Linked DNA regions of Homo sapiens: region 2 is linked to region 1. Evidence: chromatin loops called from intact Hi-C (ENCODE). Cell type or tissue: HepG2. All regions are shown on one strand. Each heading gives the region's core, and the rest is flanking DNA. Links, peaks and the distances in the headings are about the cores only.

Evidence for each region. Peaks named below come from ENCODE experiments on the same cell type or tissue, not always from the same donor. Only the 100,000 strongest peaks of a DNase experiment are listed, where the experiment ranks them.
Region 2: it touches region 1 in a loop (3-fold over the local background); 3 of 110 quality-filtered maps call a loop at or near these places.

What each region holds. Positions count from the first base shown.
Region 1 is chr4:109,972,130-109,984,548 of GRCh38, reverse strand. It overlaps EGF (epidermal growth factor), which reads right to left. Exons shown (of 24, transcript NM_001963.6): 12 at 9,742-9,846; 13 at 8,314-8,537; 14 at 4,410-4,577; 15 at 3,574-3,723; 16 at 1,008-1,127. Among named protein-coding and RNA genes, the nearest start is that of EGF, 65 kb to the right of the region's middle. RefSeq lists an enhancer at 3,511-4,710. In HepG2, for the core only: a CTCF peak has its summit at 6,439 (motif pointing right); no DNase peak of the experiment used is centred there.
Region 2 is chr4:109,651,873-109,654,372 of GRCh38, reverse strand. The region is part of intron 1 of MCUB (mitochondrial calcium uniporter dominant negative subunit beta); the gene reads right to left. Among named protein-coding and RNA genes, the nearest start is that of CASP6, 50 kb to the left of the region's middle. In HepG2, for the core only: a CTCF peak has its summit at 1,411; no DNase peak of the experiment used is centred there.

The sequences.
Region 1 (12,419 bases), core at 5,292-7,791:
GACTTTGGGACTTGCATATGTGCAGATTTTGATATACTTGGGAATCCTGGAATCAATCCCCTGTGGATACAGATGGATGACTGTATATATAATCTAACATTCTCTGCAAATGTTATTGTTATTACTAAAATTATGAACCTCCTTATTTATATCTTATAAAAAAATCACACTGATAAGGTGAGGTAAGAGGTACCCAGAGCCACGTACATCAACAAAGTAGTTTGCAGACCACAAAAGTTGGGTAAAGCATCTCCTTAAAAGTCCTAATGTGGAGTTTTGAAATATTTTCCTTTTTTTTTTTTGCCACATACATCTTGTTAAAGTGTTACTTAGTAACACAAACAAATAAAATGTTTCAAAGTCAAATTGCACTGCTTGAAGGGCAGTGACCTAAAGTGAAAGGATGGGGTTTGCAGAAGCTCTAGGGCTGAGCTGAACCCAGCTGGAAAAACCACTGACCTCCTAGGTGAATATGGAACAAGAAAGACTTAAGTTCCCTAAAGTTGTTACATACTGAACACATGATTTGGCATTTTAGTGACAAATGTGCAACACAGAAGAAAAGAATTCCAACATTTGCTGTTTGTGGACTTTCTGCAGCAATTGAAGTGCTCAACCTATATTTGTTTATCAATTACTATCAACTTTTCAGGCTAATAGAAAAACAGCAAGGTGGACCAAATACCAAAAATATCAGGGGTGGATGGAAATACATTCAAATATGTTGTCCTGTGTTTTACTTTTGTTTCCAAGTTACTTTGTTTCTTCACAGAACAAAGACTCACACCCAAAGACTCTCAAGGTGTCCTGTTTATGTCCAGACTAATATGCAGCCATCTTTCTCAGGCACATCATTCAGAAGAGACAGACTTGAGTCCAAGGTTTGGTTTCATTAGCCTTGTGTAGAACTTAGGCAATATTAAGTTAGAAAGGTAATTCAAAATTTCTCATTGGTAGGATGGAAACTGTTGGAACCAAAGGTATATTGGAGAACTAGTTATTCATACCTGACACCATGATTTCAGCCACTAGCATGTGTTGAGATTCTGTAATGTTATCTTCTGACACTCTAGTCTTGGACAAGATGTCCAATGGTGTTACTTGGTTCTTTAGATCAACTTCACCACCTATTGAAGGTCAATAGATGCAATTAAATTTAGCTTTTCTGTTTCAAAAAAAAAGTTTGATTTCATTTATGTTTACGACTATTCATTGGTTGTGAGTTCAGACTCATTCTTACAGTAAGAGGATTCAGAGAAACTGTCAGGGTCTTGGTAACTTAGTAAACCTCACCCTGCTATCCCACACCCTCTCATTTTCACTGAGCACTTAATGATTCGGGGGATAAGGAACCAGTACGGAAGAAAGATAGGACTCTTTCAGGTACTGGCAAAAAACAAGAGTAAAATACCAAAACCCTCAGGGACATGATCAGCTCATAATCACAGCCCACGGTTATTAAGGACAAAATAGATGATCTTCCCAACTTGTCTTCCATACACATGCTTCCTCCTTTATGCTGCTTTCATGCTTATTTTAGCCTGATTTTACCTACATCTTATAATATGAAAGGACATTAAAAAGTCATGATTTAATACAGGCATAAGATTCTCGCACTGCCCACTCTCAGAACAGGGGAGAAATGGATTCTGTAAGACAGCAGTTTTCTAAACTGTGATCCACAGAACCCTGGGCTCATCCTTCAGAATGTCCCTAAAGTCATAATTCTTTTCATAATAATACTATAAAGTTAACTGCCTTTTTCCACCATGTTCACATTTGTACTGATATGGCAAAAGGAATGTGGGCAACAGCTGGTGTCTTAGTATGGAAAAAGGAAATGACAGCAAACTCTACCAGTAGCTGAGCTCTTCACTGCCACACACTCATATTAAAAAAGAAAAGAAAAGAAAAGAAAAAAGGCCGGGCACGGTGGCTCATGTCTGTAATCCCAGCACTTTGGGAGGCCAAGGCGGGTGGATCACATGAGGCCAAGAGTTTGAGACCAGCCTGGCCAACATGGTGAAACCCTGTCTCTACTAAAAATACAAAAATCAGCTGGGCATGATGGTGCACGCCTGTAATCCCAGCTACTCGGGAGGCTGAGGCAGGAGAATCTCTTGAACCCTAGAGGCAGAGGTTGCAGTGAGCTGAGATCTTGCCACTGCACTCCAGCCTGGGTGACAGAGCAAGACCCTGTCTCAAAAAAATTAAAAGAAAAAGAAAAAGAAAAAAAAATTGGCTGGGCAGGGTAGCTTACACCTATAATCCCAGCACTTTGGGAGGCCGAGGTGGGAAGACCACTTGAGGCCAGAAGTTCAAGACCAGCCTAGGCAACATAGCATGACCTTGTCTCTACAAAAAATAAAAATAAAATAAAATAAATTAATAATTTAAATACATTAATAATTAATAATTTAAATAAATTAAATAAAAATAAAAATAAATTAGCCAGGCATGGTGGTGCATGCCTGTGGTCCCAGCTACTAGGAGGCTAAGGTAGGGTCCCAGCTATTTGAGCCTGGGTGGGGCCAAGGCTGCAGTGAGCCATGAACATGCCACTGTACTCCAGCCTGAGCAACAGAGGGAGACCCTGTCTCAAAAAATAAAAATAAAACCCAGTTTCACAAGAAGATTGTTGTGAATCAATAAGAATTATTAATTTTTAAAACTCTTGACCATTGACTACACAGCTTTTTAACACTCTATGTAATAAAATAAGAAATGCATATAAATTCTTTCAGTGCATACTAAAGTTATGATGGTTAGCTAGAGGAAAAACATAAGTAAATTTTGAATTGTGAGCTGAAACTAGCCTCTTTTTTTCATTGCATAACTTTTGTTTATTTTTCATCAATCTGTTACTTTACTTATATTTACACCATGCCTACCAGATAAATATAAATTTTTAAAAAATTTAATAAAATGTAAATTATCTTTGGTATATTTCTGCTAGAAAGATATCAAGGGATGAATCCACAGATGCCCAGATTGTTTGGGTGCACATTCAAGGGAGGCAAATAAGTACTACTGGTTATACCTCACACTTGGTTTACTCTTCCTCTTCCTCAAAGTCATATCTAGTTTGTAAAAAAGTACATCACAAGCCTTCTCAGGCTGGATTTCCCACATTTGTCTGATATCCTGAAGTTATTTTTTATAAAGGACTTTGATTTTCTTATTAAGACCTGTCATGTGATAAGAGATCATATACTACTACCTCTAAAATTGAGGACATAAAACTTCTAAACAAAATATCGCTGAACATTTTTGTGAGGTGATAGCATTTTGGCATTTATTTCCAAGCCTGGGACCCACTCCACTATAAATGGGGAGGTGGAGGGCTTGGAGCTTAAGACTGTTACCACTAGAGGTCAATTGAATTTTGCCTGTAATAAGGAACTCAAAACTCAGCAGAAGAGAACAAATAAACAAACAAATTCTTAGCATTCCTAAAAACAGGAGAACTTTTAACATCCAAAATATTCAAAATCAGCAAAAGCATAAAGATTGATGTACAGCTGTATTTCTGAGCCAACGTTAGGTAATTTGCCACATAATTTATTATATTACCTGCCAACAGCTGATGACCATCCAGAGCCAGACACGTTTTCCCATCTGAGGCTTTCATAAAACCTTCACGACACGAACACCAAGCAGTTCCAAGCCTCTTTTTGCAAATATGTTCACAGCCTCCGTTTTGATATAAGCAGGGATCTGCTCCTAGTAGAGAAAAGAAACAAATTCACAAGTGGGTTTGAAGATGAAAAGGATGCCATTAATGCAAGTCTACAGCTTGCTTTTAGGGAGCTATAGCTTTTAGGGAGAGAAATGCAGTGTATCTAAATAGAGGGTATATCAATAGCTATTTCAGAAGAGTTCCCCCAAGGAGCCACTGATTCTAAGATAAGCCCAGAATGTTATTACCTTATTAGTACTGGGTATAGCCAGCACTTTTTTCAAGAAGCTCTTTAGTCAAATGTGATTCTTATTTCCTGACTCATCATCTAGTCAAACTGACAAAGAGCAATTCAGAAAGAAGAGCTACTATAAAATGTGAAATGCCTTTTCCATTTGCTCACTCCTCAGGGGTATGGAAAGGTCCAAGTGTCGACAGAAGCTTCCACTGCCGGTGTCTAAATTGCCTGCCTTAACCCAAGGCTCTTCGAAATGCAGCAGGTAAGTAAAAGTTGTTCAAGAAAAGAGGTGAAATTGGAGGGATAAAGCCCCAATTACCAAACTACCAGATTGTCTTAAACAAACTTAAATCTTAGAAAATCTTAACATCTACACAGTTAGTGAAAGTTACAAAATCCCCTCCACCCCCCCGCCAACTGCATGACATCAAACAATTAAAACAGTTGCAGATTCCAGCCAAGGAAAGACTGTGTAACATCTCCAGTATGTACCTGGTTTTGCCAATGGATGAACCACAACCAGTGATGAGGGCTTCAGCATGCTGCCTTGGAGACGTACTCTATCTTTGCCAGTCCTCTTGTTTACTCTCATTACTGATGGCATAGCCCAATCTGAGAACCACACATAATCCTCAAACACTGCTACAGCAAATGGGTGACCTGGAAACAATTCAAGTTTGTTAAATACACCTTCTTTGTCTTTGCAATGACTATTTACGAAAGGACAAGGCTTGAAATTTACACAACATTCCTACACTAAATCAGCTCTTTAGCTACTCAGCAAGTTATGAGTGAGCCACCGACTCACACACCTGCCTCAAGGAAAGCCCACATGAGGAGGGAACGTCACCTTAGAATGGGAGCATAGTGGCATGAGGTCCCAGCAAGGCCCACTATCACCCAGCAGTTGCAGAGTGGGAGAATGTGGGCTGATTGTCGTCCTAGCCCCATGAAGGAGAAAGGTGGAATTTTCCTTGTTTAGTACATCTGTCGCTACTTATAGACTAAACTCGAGTAACTTATCTTACCACTCTTTGCCTTAGGTTCCTACTCTTTTGAGCAGCAGTAATAAGGGGTAGATCAAATTCACAAGTTCTTGTAAGGATTTTTCAAAATTTGAGGTAATTGTATAAGAGTCTCCCCACATTCCCATCTCCACCAACACATTTGCCTGCATTAGTCCCCCACCTTCTTTCCCCTCTCTCCTTATTTAATATTGACCTGTGCCCCTGATGTCACCCTTCCTGCCTTCTCTAGGGCCTGGATCCATCAACGACCACCCCCTTTCTCTTACATCTTCCCTCTCTTCATTCCACTAGCTTTGTTCCCTCTGTCTACTATAACCTCTCTCCCATCTTCATTTCCTCATCCCCGTGACCCCTCTAGCTCCTCCTTGTCTCTTTCCTTCCCTTTTTAGCCACATTTTTGAAAGAGTCATTTATTATCAGCTGCCTCCATTTTCATGCCTCCTACTAACAGTAAGTGGGCATCTTTCTGAGCCCACCTTCACCAAACCTACCTCTCTGTGCCACTGGAACTGCTCTGAGAAGGCATGCAAGTATTGAATACGCAAGGGAATGTTTTAACGTTCTATCTCAGGTGGTTAGAGACTAAAGCTAAGGAGGCTGAAGTTGGATGTTTTAATCAAGGCTACTCACATTCCCACAGACCACTCTTTTTGTAAACGAACAATGGATTTGACAGATTAGAATGAATGTCTTCCCCTACTGGTGGCAAACTCAAATAACTTGTTCTGGTTACAATGAGTCTCCACTTATCATTGTTGATCAGGGTCATTAAGATTCATTCTAGTCTCTGGCCCTTTGTCCCAAATTAAAGCCTTAAGTACAGCAAGGGAATTTTTAACATAGCTATAGTTCTTTTTTATCATGGTGAAAAAGCATAACAGAAAACTTAACAGCTCAACCATTTCTAAGTTCAGTAGTGTTAAGTACATTCACACATTGTTGTACAACCAATCTCCAGAATTTTTTCATCTTGCAAAACTGAAACTCTATGTCCATTAAACAACTTCTCATTTCCTCTCCCACATCCCCTGGAAACCACCATTCTCCTTTCTTTTCCTATGAATTTGGCTACTCTAGATACCTCAAATAATTGGAATTGTACAGTACGTGTCTTTTTGTGACTAGCTTATTTCACTTGGCATAATGTCCTCAGGAATTAATCCATGTTAAAGCACATGTTAGAATTAGCTATAGTGTTTAAACAAATACCTCACACTAGACATAATCTTTCTTATTTTTTGTTTACAGAAGAACCACAATTAATTGCATTTTAAATTAAGAATATCTTCAACCTTTTAAAATACATTTTTAATGTACAAACAATATTATATGTTTTTATTGCATACAACATGATGTTTTAAAATATATATACATTGTGGAATGGCTGAATCTAGCCAATTAACAAATGCATTACCTCAGTTATCATTTTTGTGGTAACAGCATGGAACATCCACTCTTAGAAGAAATTCTTAACTGGCAGCTGGGAAGCCACCACATATATACCAGTAGATGGCACTGTAATAATGGGAATGTTACTTACATAATTTAATATAAAATTATTTGATAATGGCCTTCAATAGTTGTATTAGTCATACAATATAGTAGCAATATAAATGATACACAAAGTATCTGCTATGCTTTTTAGTTTAAAATATAGTGTCCTCACATTCGGGTTAGAAATTTTCAAATTCCTTTCTACCTTTTTATGTCAAAGATACAATTTTACATTTATTTGGGTGATGTATTTTTTGGTTTTTGTATTTTTTGAGACGGTTTCACTCCGTCACCCAGGCTGGAGTACAGTTGCACAATCACGGCTCACTACAGCCTCAACATCCCAGGCTCAAGTGATCTTTTCACCTCAGCCTCCTGAGTGGCAGAGGGATTACAGGCACTCACCACCATGCCCAGCTAATTTTTGTATTTTTAGTGGAGCAGAGTTTCGCCATGTTGGCCAGGCTGGACTCGAACTCCTGGGCTCTAGTGATCCTCCCACCTTGGCCTCCCAAAGTGCTGGGATTACAGGTGTGAGCCACCATGCCCAGCCTGGATGATTTTTTTTTTTTTAGTAATGTATGTGTTCTGCACTAGATTCCTTGGCTTTGCAGATATCATATTTGTTTTACCCTCCACTGTATCTTCAGTTCCTGTAATGTGTCAATAAATACCCCTGAAGTAAAAGGATGATAAAGTCTAAGGTTGTGCATAAGCATATCACTTATTGTGAAGTATATCTTTAATTTTTAGAGAATCTTATAAATACATAAAATTTTAAATTATACTTATCTTAAGCCAAAGAGAATGGGCAAAATAGGTATCTTATACAGATTATTAGTTGGTTAGCTTCTTCCTAAATGAGAGAAACCATGTTTTTTCATCTTCCCAACCAATTTCTAACTCTCCAAAGCATCTTCAACACTTCCCTGGCTCTCATTTTCTATATGCAATCTGTTACAAAATCCTCTTAATTTTTTATGCACAATAATTTTTAATATCATAATCCTTCATTCCATTTTTAAATGACAATGTTCAAACTCAGACCATCACCAGTTGTTGCCTGGACAACCACTATAGGCTTCTAACAGATTTCCTTCTCTCCAAATTCCAATCGAACTCCTATACTTTACCTAAGCAGCTATCCAGAGATGCCAATCTTAACATATACATTTTATGTGCAAGAACATTCAATGCCCCTCTACTAAATTCAGAATTTAAGTTTAGTCAACATATCCTGGTAGTACTAACATACAAAGGCCAATTTTTGCAGGCTTATAATCTTTTGTCATCATCTATTTACCACATGGCCCAGTTTAAATACTGTCTTTGTACATTCCTGGAGTCAAAATAAATTTCCCACTGCTTATTTCATTGCCATTTTGTACTTCTTTTAACAGCTGGCATGAGCTACAATGTTTTAAAGATATTTATGAAAATATATGACACCCCATGTAAAATCTGAAAATAATAGGGGAGGAAACTATATTAATCTTTGCACAAGTTATCAACTGACATTCATTCATGCCTAAAATTGCCTATAATATCACTGTTGTGAAACAACTTTTCTAAAACATAAGAAATGAAAACAGCTGAACCAAGTTCTTATTCCTAAAGGAGTTTAGAAAATTTTAATATTTTCATTCTGATTTTGGGACTTCTCAGAAAGAGAAATGATTACGCAACACTATTTTTTACCCCGTATTCCAATGTTAAGGTAAGCTTTGCAGCTCATGATTCCCTGGAGAAGTCTGTCTCTATTCCATATTCACCCATACGGCTAAGTGGTATGTGTGTGTGTGTAAACATATTTTGTATTTAACACTCATAAACACTCAGTCAAGATGAAAAAATCGCCCATCCCAAAGCCTCACCTACATCATTCTGGGTAAGTCTTCGGCGTTTTGAACCATCCAGATTGGCCATTTCAATCACAGACTGCTTGGCATCGCACCAGTACAACTTGTCAGTTAAGAAGTCAATCGTTATTCCACTGGGCCAGATTAGATCAGAGCTGGCTATAACCAGACGGCCAAGGCCTTGGAGGGAAGAACTTTCAATTCGTGGATTAATCCCTGTATCAGTCCAGAATAATCTCCTTTAATCAAGAAAGCACACAACAAATAATATCTGCATGAAATAAATTATTCTGTTCTTTCATCATTGAAAATATCAATGTAAATTACCTCATGATATACTAAAGTGGTACACTAAGGAATACAGAAGAAGAGATAGCGCTGTATGTTCGGCAAATAATTTTGAAATGCAGAGCAATTAACTTGTCTATGTAAAGCATCTTCGAAAAGAAATGTTGAATTAAAGCTCAGATCATTAGATTAAAAAAGAAATTGGTTTAAAAATTGCAATATATGACTAATAAAATAGTCATGAGTAAATAGGCTTGAGTAAAATATTCTTGAATTAGCATTTTGTACTGCAAAAAGGCAATGAAATCTTGCTCGCCTGTTCTTCTGTTATGCATATGTAAAATTCACTGCATTTGTAAAACTACAACATAAAGGAAAGATCATATTTATCTGTTACCCAGTTTTATGCAATGTACTCTATTAACTCAGTTAATTTCAACTTCCATAAATCAGGTGCTGGGCACATTTTTTTTGAAGTCAATATGGTTCATAATTTTTATTGGCCTATTTAGAAATGGTTACGTTCTCACAGTTTTAATCATTTGGCTGGCTCCAAATCAATTATCAACTACTATCAATATATTATCTCCCATAAATCATTGTGAAATTTCCAGTGTAAATAAAATAGGGTTGGTTTTTATCTTTGTTTTTTAACAACTAGGAAGAAATTCTTTATTGTCCTTAAATCTCTAATCTGTAAATGAAAATGTGTCACTAACTCACAATTAACAGCACAGTCTTCTAACCTTTCACAGTTTCTGTTTTCTGTCATCTAAAATCTAGGAATGACCTATATCTTGTGATTTTTCTAAACAGAATCTATAAGTCATATAATCCAAATATCCTTTTCTGCTCAGTAAACAACAATGCAAATTTTTAAAGAAAGTAGATGAATGAGCTTGAGTCTAGTTGGTTAATGAATTACAGTGCATTTTTCTTTCAAAAACAAACTGAATTTATTTAAAAGAGCATATTAACAATAAAATTATTATACAAGAATAGAAAATCAAGACATTAAAAGCATGAGGAATTCATGCTGAAGATTTGAACAAATTGCATGGATTTTCTTGGTTTCTGGTTTTGGACACTAGCATATCAACCATGAACTGTCACATGACCTCTGCAGAGCAGTGCCTTATTTTTACAAATACCTACTTGGCCATTGGATGAACAGCAATTCCTCGTGGTTGAGAGATGTTCTCCTTAGTGATTATTTTGGAACGTTTCCCATTTAAATCACTCCTTCCAATCAGAGATTTCCTAAAATATGTGCAAAATAAGGGAGTTTGTTATAACACCTTTACTTTTCAAACAAAAATACTCCTTTCTCCTCTTTCTGAAATGCAAAGATAGGCATTCTAAACCAGCTCCTATTTCTGTTTCTCTCTCCCTATCTCTTACTCTTTCTCTCTCCCCCACCCACAAACAAAGTAGCAGCAATAAGCCCACAAATTTTATATTTGTAAACACTTTTAATTAGCATCCCAATATTTATTCCAGGTAATGAAAATACACAATGACAGGACAAGGTAAAAGGATCGTGTCAGTGGCTGGGTGAGGACATTCTCTTTATAACTTCCAATCTCCTGCTGAAACCAATGGAAGCCAGAAGCAAAGAGACTGTTATCCTCATGGGATCATGAAGACGAGGGAGACAAGCCAGCACAGAGACAGTAGGTGGAGATTTACATTGGCTTTAATTTTCTTCCATTTAATTCTAAGACAAATGGGAGTAAAATTGTCCCTTGGCATCTGTGGGGGATTGGTACCAGAACTCTCCAAGGATGCTCAATTCCCTGATATAAAATGGCACAGTATTTGGATACAATCTATGTACATTCTCCTGTACACTTTAAATCATCTCTAGATTACTTATACCTCATGTAATGTAAATGCTATGTAAATACAGTTATAAGTTATTGGTTTTTATTTGTATTATTTTTTATGACTGTATTCTTATTTTTAATTTAATTTAATTTTTGAATATTTTTGATCCAAGGTTGGTCGAATCCTCAGATGTGGAAGCTGTAGATAAACAGGGCCAATGGTACTGAAATATTACTTGCTAATCTTTACATTAAATAACCCAATGGAATCTGGCAGGGTAGAAAATTCTTATTTCCTGATTTTTCTATTTATTTGTCAAACAAATATTTACTGAGCACCAACTGTGTGTCAGGGATTGGTCTAAGCATTGGAGATACAATAGTAAATAAAGCCCTGTCTCTGTCCTTATAGAGCTCATAGTTCAACAGGAACAGAGGGAGAGAGAGGCAGAGGTGGGAGGGGAAGAGAAAGGGTTAGGTGGACTGGACGGGGAGGGGAAGAAAAGGTGGAGGGAAAGGGAAGGAGGAGAGGTCGGGGGAAGTAAGAGGGGAAAGAGGGAGAGGGGATTATAACACAGCAAATGAAAGCACATGCTGAAAAGAAGGATGTAAAGAATGTAATTGGAAGACTCAGGGAGGGTGACAGAGTGGGTAGCCCAGCCAAGCAGGGATCAGAGAAGGATTCCTGAAGATAATAACAAACGAAGATGAGAAGCAGGCAGCCAGGCAAAGGTGGGTGGGGATGGAAAGAGTACCCTAAGCAAGGGAATGTACATATACAAGTTCTAAAGTACAGGACCTAAAGAATGTGGGGCAGTTATACTTGCACTTTAGAAAGTTTGCTGTGGCTTTAGTGTGAAAGGGCGAGGCAGGCAGGAGATGACGGTGAGGAGATAAAACAGTAGCAGAAGAAATGGAGAAAACTGGATGAATTTAAATGCTAAACATGACTCTATAGCATCCCTGCCCCCTTCAGGAGCAAACAAGGGACGATCAGCAGCTTCTTGCAGCAGGTGGGACCACAGGCAGACAGGATATAAATAGGGCTAAGAAGAGCCTCCCTTTCCCAATGTACTGCCTGCTTTCCCTGTTTCCCTGCTGCAAACCAGAATATATAACCACCTTTAATTCATTCAATAAACATCTGTTAAAGGCCTCTCACCTTGCTCTTGAGGGCAATGTCTGCATGAAACAAGCCTGCCTAGAAACACAAGGTAGGGCCATTCCCTCCTCCCGGTTTTACAGAATGCTAAGGAGACCTTCTCTGGTGGCTGGTTCACCAACTATTTTCTAGGTGCTGTGTAGGGAACAGGACTACATGCACAGTGCTCTATGCACAGGGCCTTATTCACAGGCAGTATGCAGAAGAGAGGTGAAGGTAAAACTGGCTCAGTGACTATGCTGGGTTGGAAACACTTTGCAAACTACCAACTAAAGGCAGTGGAGAATTTGAAACCATTTCTACTCCAGTGCCACTTTAAAAAGATAATTTTACTCCCGGATGAAGTGGTCATAAGAAGGATACTGCTGGGTGGAAGATATTTTTGAACTTAATGTGTCAAGTTCTGTTCTCAGACACAACTGTCACTGTGCCTCTTCCCTTGGTGGGAGGGAAGAAATTCTGAGGCCACTTGCTTGTGACCAGGGGAGATGAAACTGTCACTTCTGATCTCATGATGATCTCTAATCATCTTAGAGATGAGAGACATCATCTCTAAATTCTGTTTCGGGCAGGAATTAAGTGATGAGACGAGAACGACATAAGCTCCTGACTGTGCAGCTGTCTCAAGGCAAGATCGCTGGAATTTACTTTTAAAGCTCCCCCAAGGTGTTCACCTAATATACTTCTATTTGATTCAGCTAGAGAGCAAATCTCAAACTCCAGTGTTGGTAGTGAGAAACCAAAGACCAGCAGGGATATTTGAGTTCATGGGAGTTCAAGCATCACCTTTAATCTAGAGGTGTGTCCTTCTCTCTCTAACCATTATCTAATTGTCCCAGTGTCAC
Region 2 (2,500 bases), core at 1-2,500, 320 kb after region 1:
TCCCAAAGTGCTGGGATTACAGGCGTGAGCCACCACACCTGGCTGATATATGATCTTAAGTATCACTATAACATCCAGGACAGGGATCTTATGCTGGTAATTTAAGAGCTGGCTCAGGCCACAGGAATCCAGTTGGAAGCAATATAAAATTACTAGACAGAAAAGGGTAAGTGCAGAAAGAAGGATAAATTCCTACTTAGAATCTGTAATCCAAAATTTGAATACATGAGGAATTAAATGCTAAGAAAAAAAAAACAACACATTTATTTTTAAGATTAATTTACTTTAGAGAAAATAAGAGTCTTCCAAAACTGATGTTAACATAAATTATATTTAGTGTCTTCACAAAGATAAAAGGGATAACTGGCTTCCAGAAAATGAACAAGAAATTATGATACTAAAGTTGGTAGAAATAAAACAAAAATGAGTGACTATGATTAACTAATTAGAATTCCTGGAAACAAAAAAGGTCTATGTACATGTAAAAAGCCCATCTTAGGCTGGGCGCAATGGCTCATGCCTGTAATCCCAGCACTTTGGAAGGCCAAGGCAGGTGGATCACCTGATGTCAGGAGTTCAAGACCAATCTGACCAACATGGTGAAACCCCATCTCTACAAAAAATACAAAATTAGCTGGATATAGGGTGCAGGCCTGTAGTCCCAGCTACTCAGGTGGCTGAGGCAGAAGACTCACTCGAACCCGGGAGGTGGAGTTTGCAGTAAGCCAAGATTACACCACTGCACTCCAGCCTGGGCAACAAGAGTGAAACTCCATCTCAAAAAAAACCCACCTTAATAGCCTAAATTCTAGTCTGAATAAAGTCAATAGAAAACGAATGAATTGGACAATAACTCTCCTAGGTGCAACACGGAAAGACATAGAAACTCTAGGAATACAAAAAGCAACTAATTCTCATATATTGCTGGCAAGAATGTAAATGGTAAAACTATTCTGGAAAACATTTGGCAGTTCTTTCTTTTTTTTTTTTTCTTAAGACGGGGTCTTGCTCTGTCCCCCAGGCTGGAGTGCAGTGGCATGAACTCGGCTCACTGCAACCTCCACTTCCCAGGTTCAAGTGATTCTCCTGCCTCAGCCTCCTGACTAGCTGGGATTACGGGTGCATGCCACCAAGCCTGGCTAATTTTTTGTGTATTTTTAGTAGAGACGGGGTTTCTACCAGGTTGGTCAGGCTGGTCTTGAACTCCTAACCTCGCGATCCGCCCGCCTCAGCCTCCCAAAGTGCTGGGATTACAGGCGTGAGCCACCACACCCAGCCTGACCGTTCTTTATAAAGTTAAATATACATTTATATGTGACCCAGTAATCCCACCCCTAGCTCTTTACCCTAGAGAAATGAAAGCTTATGTTCATACAATTTGTACAAATGCCATTTCATTTCCTCCCACTAGAGTGCATACTCCCCAGGAGCAGGCAGGGACTTGGTCTGGTTCACTGCTGTATCCCCAGCACCTAGAATGGCGCCTGAAACATAATAGGGGCTCAGTAAATACACGTTAAATAAATGCAGGAATGTTTTCAAGATGCTAAGGAAAATAATTACCAACCTAGAATATTATGCTCAGGAAAATTACTTCAGGCTTGCTGTGATTTGATTGTGTCCCCCAGAGTCCATGTGTTGGAAACCTAATGCCCAATGCAACGGTGCTGGGAGGTGGGATCTAATGGGAGGTGCTTAGGTCATGAGGGCTCCACCTTCATAAATGGATTGATGCCAATTATAAAAGGGCCTGAGGCTGCGGGTTTGATTGAGCTTTCTCTCTCCGCCTCTTGCCCTTTCACCTTCTGCCATGGGATAATGCAGCAAGAAGAACCTGACCAGATGCGACCTCTCAATCTTGGATTTTCCAGCCTCCAGAACTGTGAACTAAATACATTTCTGTTCATTATTAATTACCCAGTCTATGGTTCTGTTACAGCAGCACAAAAGAGATTACAGCAAGGCTGAAAGAAATGAGTTTTTCAGGTATAATCAAGATTATGGCTTATTTCCACAGATTTTTGCTAAAGAACTTCTTCAGGAAGAAGAGAACTAAACTCAAGTGGAAGCTGAATAGAACACTATTATGAGCTGAACTGTGCCCCACCCCCTGCAAATTCATATATTGAAGTCTTAACCCCTAGTACCTCAGAATGTGACTGTACTTTAAAGAGGTTAAGTTAAAATGAGGTCATTAGTATAGGCCCTAATCCGACATAACTGGTGTCTTTACAAGAAGTGGTGATTTGGACAGACATGTACACCCAGAAGAAAGACGGTGTGAGGACACAGGGAGAAGACAGCCATTTACAAAACAGCCATGTACAAGCCAAGAAGGCTTCAGAAGAAACCAACTGAGCCAACACCTTGAACTTTAACTTTTGGCCTACAGAAGGGTGGCGAGGAAGGTTTCTAAACAGTGGAGGCGCAATTAGTGTGGGTGTCATAGCCCAAATGGGATGAAGACGGCCTCCACATGGGAAATAGGCTCAGAAAAAAA